2 separate regions of the Homo sapiens genome follow, and region 1 is linked to region 2. The links are chromatin contacts, found by Hi-C or POLR2A ChIA-PET in ENCODE. All regions are on one chromosome and are shown on one strand. Each heading gives the region's core, a stretch centred on a gene start or an enhancer-like site at or near the end of the contact. The rest is flanking DNA. Distances are from core to core; before and after follow the strand shown.

Region 1 (3,048 bases), core at 523-3,022, 590 kb before region 2:
TCTAATGACTTTAGCCACTACTTTTATGAGCATCTGACCTTATATTTCCCATTCAATGAATAAATCTTTGAACCCAAGTCCTAACTTGTCTGCAAGGAGAAGCTGCTCCAAGATGAGGGCCTCTCCAGTCGGTCATGGCAGCCCCATGATGCCAAATCAATAGTGTCCCGTTTAGAGCCCTAGACCTCTCCTATTACTGCTGCACACACCCTCTGCCAAGGGCCAATAGAGAGTGTTCCCCAGATCCCCTCTCTTGTCCTCTGGGGGTACTGGACTGCCATAGAGAAGGAGCTTGGAAGGAGTGAAGGTGTGGGGAAGATAGTGACCAGGGAGTTGCGGTTGGCAAAATGTCACCAGCTGCCTTTGTCACACACTGGCCAACACCCTGCAAGGCCAAAGGAAGAGTCAGAAACAGGTAGGCCAGAGACAAAGGCACTGCTCTAGGAACTTCAGACCTGGAGCAAGATAGACAAGGCCAGCAGACACAGGGTGTGGAACATCAGACACACAGATGAGGTGGTCCAGTGAGGTGGGACCGCCGCAGGGCCAGTCAGGGCCGGCGTTGGTAGACACCTAGGACACAGGACACGACAGCCACTATGCATTATTCATCTCCGTGTCCCTTGCAAGCCCTGCATACCTCAGTTAACATTTGTTGAAGTGCCAAGAAAGGACACACAGACACAGGGAGAGAAGGTCAGTTACAGAAATGGAGGGAGTCACAACTCCTTGTCATAGCCCAGGGGTTAAGCTTGTGGGGTTTGGAGTTAGTCAGACCCTGGTTCAAATCCAGCTGGGTTCAGCCACTTGCTAACTGGAGAACCTGGACCTCAGTGCCCCCATCTCTAAAATGGAAATAACAGCACTATTTTACCGCAGCAGTTCAGCCATCTCCGGGGGCGGTAACAAGGCCCCCAAGCAGCGCACATTCCCATCTGTGGGATAGGCTAGGCAGGGGCTGGAGAACACATGTGACCTGAAGAGGAGGTAGGTGAAAGTGCTGAGCCCAGCCCCCGGCCGCGGCAGGAGGTCAGCACCGTTCAATCTGAATCCTGCTTCCTGACACAACGCAAATGCTCAGCAGAATTCGGAAAAGGGTGTGTGTGTTCTATCTGCGGATTATCCAGGACTTTTGAGCCCTCGCCGCCCTTGGACATATAGGAAAGCTGGGAGTTGCAAGGGCGAAACCGAGGTCGGAGTTTGAGAGGAGGGGTCACTGAGTGAGGAAGCAGCGCTGGCTGGGTCTCCCCCGCTCCCCCGCCCCAGCAGCCCTCCCGCCATATATACTTGAGCTTTACTCAATAAGAAACCTTTTCAGAAAAGGATAACGTCCCCAGATTGAGAGAGCCGGTCCTCTCCTCTGCCCTCTCCCCCTCCCATTTAATTGGGACGCCCCAGAAAGTCGCAGCCCCTTTGGCTAATCCCCTGGTTCCCTATTCCACTCCCATTCCACTCTCAGACCCCGCCCCTTCACTCCCACCCGCAACCTCCGCTCGATCCAGAGCCCCCCGGTGGAGACAAGGAACACAGGGACCATTCTTAACCCTTGGGGAGGATCTTCGCCCGTTGGTAAACGAGGACGCGCTCCAGCCAGACGAGCCCCAGGCGCGGGGTCCCCGGGGCTCCTGGCCGCGCCGTCGGAGCAGCCGGCGCGGCCCCGCCCTCCCCGCGCGCGGAGCGGCCGGGGCGGGGACTACAAGTCCCGGCGTGCCGCGCGCGCGCTCCCCCCTGGGGTTCCGGATGGTGAGCGGCGAAGGTAAGGCGAGCTCGCAGAGGCAGCGGCGGCGGCGGCGGAGACGGAGAGAGGCAGGCAGGCAGGGCGAGGGCGAGAGACGGAGGGAGGGAGCGAGCGAGGCGGACCAGACAGACAGACAGGCGGGCGGGCGGGCAGAGCGAGCCACCCGCCAGGCTGCGCTCAGCCCCGCTCGCAGCGGAGAGAGCAGAAGGCAGGAGGAGGGAGGGGAGGAGGGGGAGGGAGGGAGAGAGGGAATCCAGCTACCACCACCCAAAGCCAGCGTCTGCTTTCTGTCCTCATTTCCTTTTCCCACCCAGCTTGGAGAGCAGAGAAAGGCAGAGAGAGCGAGAAATAGAGACAGTCTGAGAGACAGACAGACAGCCAGAGAGAGCGGGAGGGAGGAGGGCGGAGGAGGAGGAGCAGGAGGACTACGCGGGGCGCGTTCCCTCCCAGGTTTGCTATTGGGGGGGGTGGGGGCGGGGGTGTCCAGGGCTGGGAGAGTGTGTGCGCGGCGGGAGGGCGAGGGGGGCGCAGAGAGAGCGAAGGAGTGATCGAGGTGGGGGGGCGCCGCGGGAGCGGGGGGCCGTGTCCAGCGGAGTTAGCGGCGGAGAATGTGAGCCGAGGCGCGAGCCATGCTGTCAGCGACGGCGGGCGGCTCAGGGCTCCTCCACGACTCCTCTCCTCAGCAGCCGGGCGCCCGCGTCGCTGCCACCGCCGGAAGACAGACGTCCCCCAAAACCCCTCGCCTGGCTCGGACCCACGGAGCCGGCAGCCCAGCACTCCGGTGAGTGGCGCCTCCTCCCCAGCCCCAGACCCCCGCTGGGGACCGGCCGGCCAGGCTCTTTTGTGCAGCGCACGGGGGGGGCCTGCGTCCCCCGGTCCGGTCCGCTGGACCCGGTGGCTGCGGTGCCCGCGGTGCGATCGGTCTTTGTTTCCACCGGGGCCCGCGGCTCGGCTGGGCTCGGCTCGAAGCCTGGCAGGCAGCGCCGGGAAGGGGGAGGGGGAGGTGGACGGGGAGGGGGGGCGGGGAGGGGGGGTTCTCGGGTTTCCTGGCCGCCCCGCGGCTCCCCCGGCTCGGGGGCGAGGTGCGCGCCCAGCGCTGCCGCGCGCCCCCTCCTCCTTCCCCCTCCCTCCGCCTTTGGATTTAAAACTGCAATTTGCTCTCCAGCTTGCTGAGAATGTGGGGGGGGGGGGAATGAAGGGGGGACCGTGGGAGCGGAGAACAAGGCTGGATTTTAGGATCGGCGCTGGGAAAAGGGGAGACTGCGGAGGGAGGAGCCCCTCCCCTCCAACCCCCAAATCCCTAGGATCCA
Region 2 (3,230 bases), core at 705-3,204:
ATTTCTGAATTTTTGCTACAGCACATGTTTAAAATCAGAAAAAAAAATTAAAAGCAACAGGTGAGGTTGGGGAAAAATAAAAGTAATAACAGGCCAGGCACAGTAGTTGACACCTGTAATCCCTGCACTTCAGGAGGCTGAAGTGGGCAGATCACTTGAGCCCAGGAGTTCAAGACCAGCCTGGGCAACATGGCCAGACCCTTATCTCTACAAAAAAAAAAAAAAAAACAGAAAAATTAGCTGGGTGCTGTGGCGTGTGCCTGTAGTCCTAGCTACTCAGGAGGCTGGGATTGGGAGGATTGCTTGAGCCAGGGTGGTTGAGGCTGTGGTGAGCCATGATCATGACAGTCAACTCCAGTCCAGGCAACAGAGTGAGACCCTCTCTCAAAAAATAAATAAATAGATAAAAATAAAAAATAAAAGTAACGACAATCATAAGCCTCATCCCCTAGGTCCTGTAAAGTGTGAGAGCAAAACATGTAAACATATTTTTTTTAAATTATGTTTTGTCTAGACCTGCAGAAAAACATGTAAACACATTATTCGTTCTCTAGCTCCAGAAAGGAGCTGGGTCTGCATAGGTACAGTGGAAAAAACATGCACCACAGATTCTATAGCCCTGGTTGAGGACCAGGGCCTTACTAGTTTGCTGTGTGACAGTCGGGTAATCACAAAGCCTCTCTGAGCAGATCTCTCCTTCCCTAAATTGGCTATGCTGTACATCAACGCTCATCATGCTGTGGTTTGCGAGGCCAATCAACAGTGTCTTAGAAAGCCTTTACTTTAGGGCCGGGCACAGTGGCTCACGCCTGTAATCCCAGCACTTTGGGGGTCGAGGTGGGTGGATCACAAGGTCAGGAGTTCAAGACCAGCCTGGCCAATATGGTGAAACCCCCGTGTCTACTAAAAACACAAAAAAATTAGCCGGGCTTGGTGGCGCATGCCTGTAATCCCAGCTAATCGGGAGGCTGAGGCAGGAGAATTGCTTGAACCCGGGAGGCGGAGCTTGCGGTAAGCCAAGATCGCGCCACTACACTCCAGCCTGGGTGACAAAGCGAGACTCTGTCTCGAGAAAAAAAAAAAAAAAAAAAAAAAAAAAGGCCTTTACCTTGGTATGCAGAGTTTATTATTATTATTAATTTTTTTTTTTTTGAGGCGGAGTCTCGCTCTGTCGCCCAGGCTGGGGTGCAGTGGCGCAATCTCGGCTCACTGCAAGCTCCGCCTCCCGGGTTCACGCCATTCTCCTGCCTCAGCCTCCCGAGTAGCTGGGACTACAGGCGCCCGCCACACACCCGGCTAATTTTTTGTATTTTTAGTAAAGACGGGGTTTCACCGTGTTAGCCAGGATGGTCTCGATCTCCTGACCTTGTCATCCGCCCACCTCGGCCTCCCAAAGTGCTGGGATTACAGGCGTGAGCCACCGCGCCGGGCCCAGAGTTGTTTATTATACCTTTCCTAGGCTCTGGAAAACTGCCAGAGCATGAGCAGTGCTGTGCAGAGTTGATCACGTGGCTCAATCTCTTTGGGCTTCTGAAAATAGCAGGACAAGGCTAGGTGACTTCTCAATTTCTTCCAGCGCTAAAAAAAAAAAACAGAAACCTGGAATTTCTCAGTGGTCTGACTCTGCTACAAACTCCGCAGGTCACTTCCCTCCCTCCTGACCCTGGCGGGGCGGGGTGGGCGCTGTCCCTTTAAGTCCAGGCCCGGGCCAATCACAGTGAACAGAAGTTCTTTAAGGACCAAAGGAGGGAATTCAGCCTGAGAAGGAGGGCGGGGCAGGGGCGTGCCCTCTAGCCAATCGGAATCTCCCTAGAGAACAGTGACTCACGTGCAAAGCTCTACAGACCAGTGTCCGGAGCGTTCAGAGGCGGGGCGGCTCTCGCTGTTGGCAGCGGCCCGGACCAATGGGCACGTCGCCCGCGGCCTATAAGAGTCCGCTGGGCCGCGGGCTGCAGGCGCTAGGGTCGGTTAGTCGTCGCCGTCTGAGGTGTTCCCTGGCTTTGTCTCGCCGTCGTTGCCGCCCCGTCCCTGCCTTCGTGCCCCCCGCCTTGGCCCCTGCCCAGCCGCTCTCCCTGTCCTCCTCCCCTTAACCACCCCCACGGTTTCTGCCGTCGGGGCCCGGGGGCCGGGCGGATGATGCCGTCGGAGAGCGGAGCTGAGCGCAGGGACCGGGCGGCTGCTCAGGTGGGGACGGCTGCGGCCACGGCGGTGGCCACGGCAGCCCCGGCAGGCGGCGGCCCCGACCCGGAGGCCTTATCGGCCTTCCCCGGACGGCACCTGAGTGGGCTGAGCTGGCCACAGGTGAAGCGACTGGACGCTCTTCTGAGCGAGCCGATTCCCATTCACGGGCGCGGCAACTTCCCCACGCTGAGCGTGCAGCCCCGGCAGATCGTGCAGGTGAGAGGACGCCAGGCGGGGGATGTGGGGGAATCCCTTCTGAGGCTCTCGTGGCTGGAAGGCATTTGTAGTCTGTTTGACTTTCTAGACAGCTAGGGAAACTGAGGAACGGGGACATGGCTGTAACAATTGCACAGCATTATGAATGGTAGACCAGACCTCCCCCTGCATCTACTAATCCTTCCCCACCTGGCTTTTCCATCTCGACTCTTGGAGAACCCTGATTCCCCACGGATCACTCACCCAGGGCCTGGCTGGGAGAGGGGAGGAGGATGTCAAGGGCATTGGGGGAAGAATTTGTCTCTGCCTGCAAGGACAAAAGACGCCAGGTGGCCCTGGGTGGGTAAGTGTGCATGCTTGAGTCCAAAATAGCTTTTCCTTCCCTATCTGGGCATCCCTGGACCTCACCCTCCTTTCCTCTCTCGAGGTTCTAGGAGCAGCCTCTGCCATTGTGCTCCTACAGCCTTTTGCTGGAGAAACCCCCCCTTCCCCCTCCACCCCGTGGAAAAGCCAAGAAAACTTGTCAGGGACTCCCTCTCTCTCAGCTGGGGTTGTGGCCCAATATTTATTAAGCCGAAGGTCAGACCTGATACCCCACCCCCAAGGGCAACATTAAGTGACCAATTTAGGTGTTTCTTCTCCTTCCCAAGATTGGAAATGAAGGCCAACCCAGGCCTCAGGCCCCACGTCCTCTCTCTCCTGAGGAAAGGGAGAAGAGAATTCTGACAGCCCCTCCCTCCTCCAACTCTTCCCTTTATCTGAACCTCAACGACCCCAAGACTGCTTTTTCATCTGTACAGCCCAGACGCTGTCATGTTCTGAAATACCACAGT

Evidence for each region. A loop is a pair of places that touch in the nucleus more often than their neighbours do. ChIA-PET counts read pairs that join two places held with the same protein, here RNA polymerase II (POLR2A). Pooled maps may share reads with other maps.
Region 1: a loop to region 2 is called in a pooled map, with 3 times the contacts of the local background. The contact joins the promoter of AHDC1 here to the promoter of TENT5B in region 2. A Hi-C loop is called at or near these places in 2 of 50 pooled maps. POLR2A ChIA-PET finds 5 or more read pairs at or near these places in 3 of 52 experiments (H1, K562 and activated B cell).

What each region holds. Positions count from the first base shown.
Region 1 is chr1:27,602,868-27,605,915 of GRCh38, reverse strand. It overlaps AHDC1 (AT-hook DNA binding motif containing 1), which reads left to right and starts at 1,772. Exons shown (of 9, transcript NM_001371928.1): 1 at 1,772-1,810; 2 at 2,053-2,188; 3 at 2,422-2,519. RefSeq lists silencers at 1,428-1,967, 2,518-2,597.
Region 2 is chr1:27,011,574-27,014,803 of GRCh38, reverse strand. It overlaps TENT5B (terminal nucleotidyltransferase 5B), which reads left to right and starts at 1,954. Exons shown (of 2, transcript NM_052943.4): 1 at 1,954-2,397. The coding sequence starts at 2,134. RefSeq lists enhancers at 1,400-2,054, 2,055-2,708.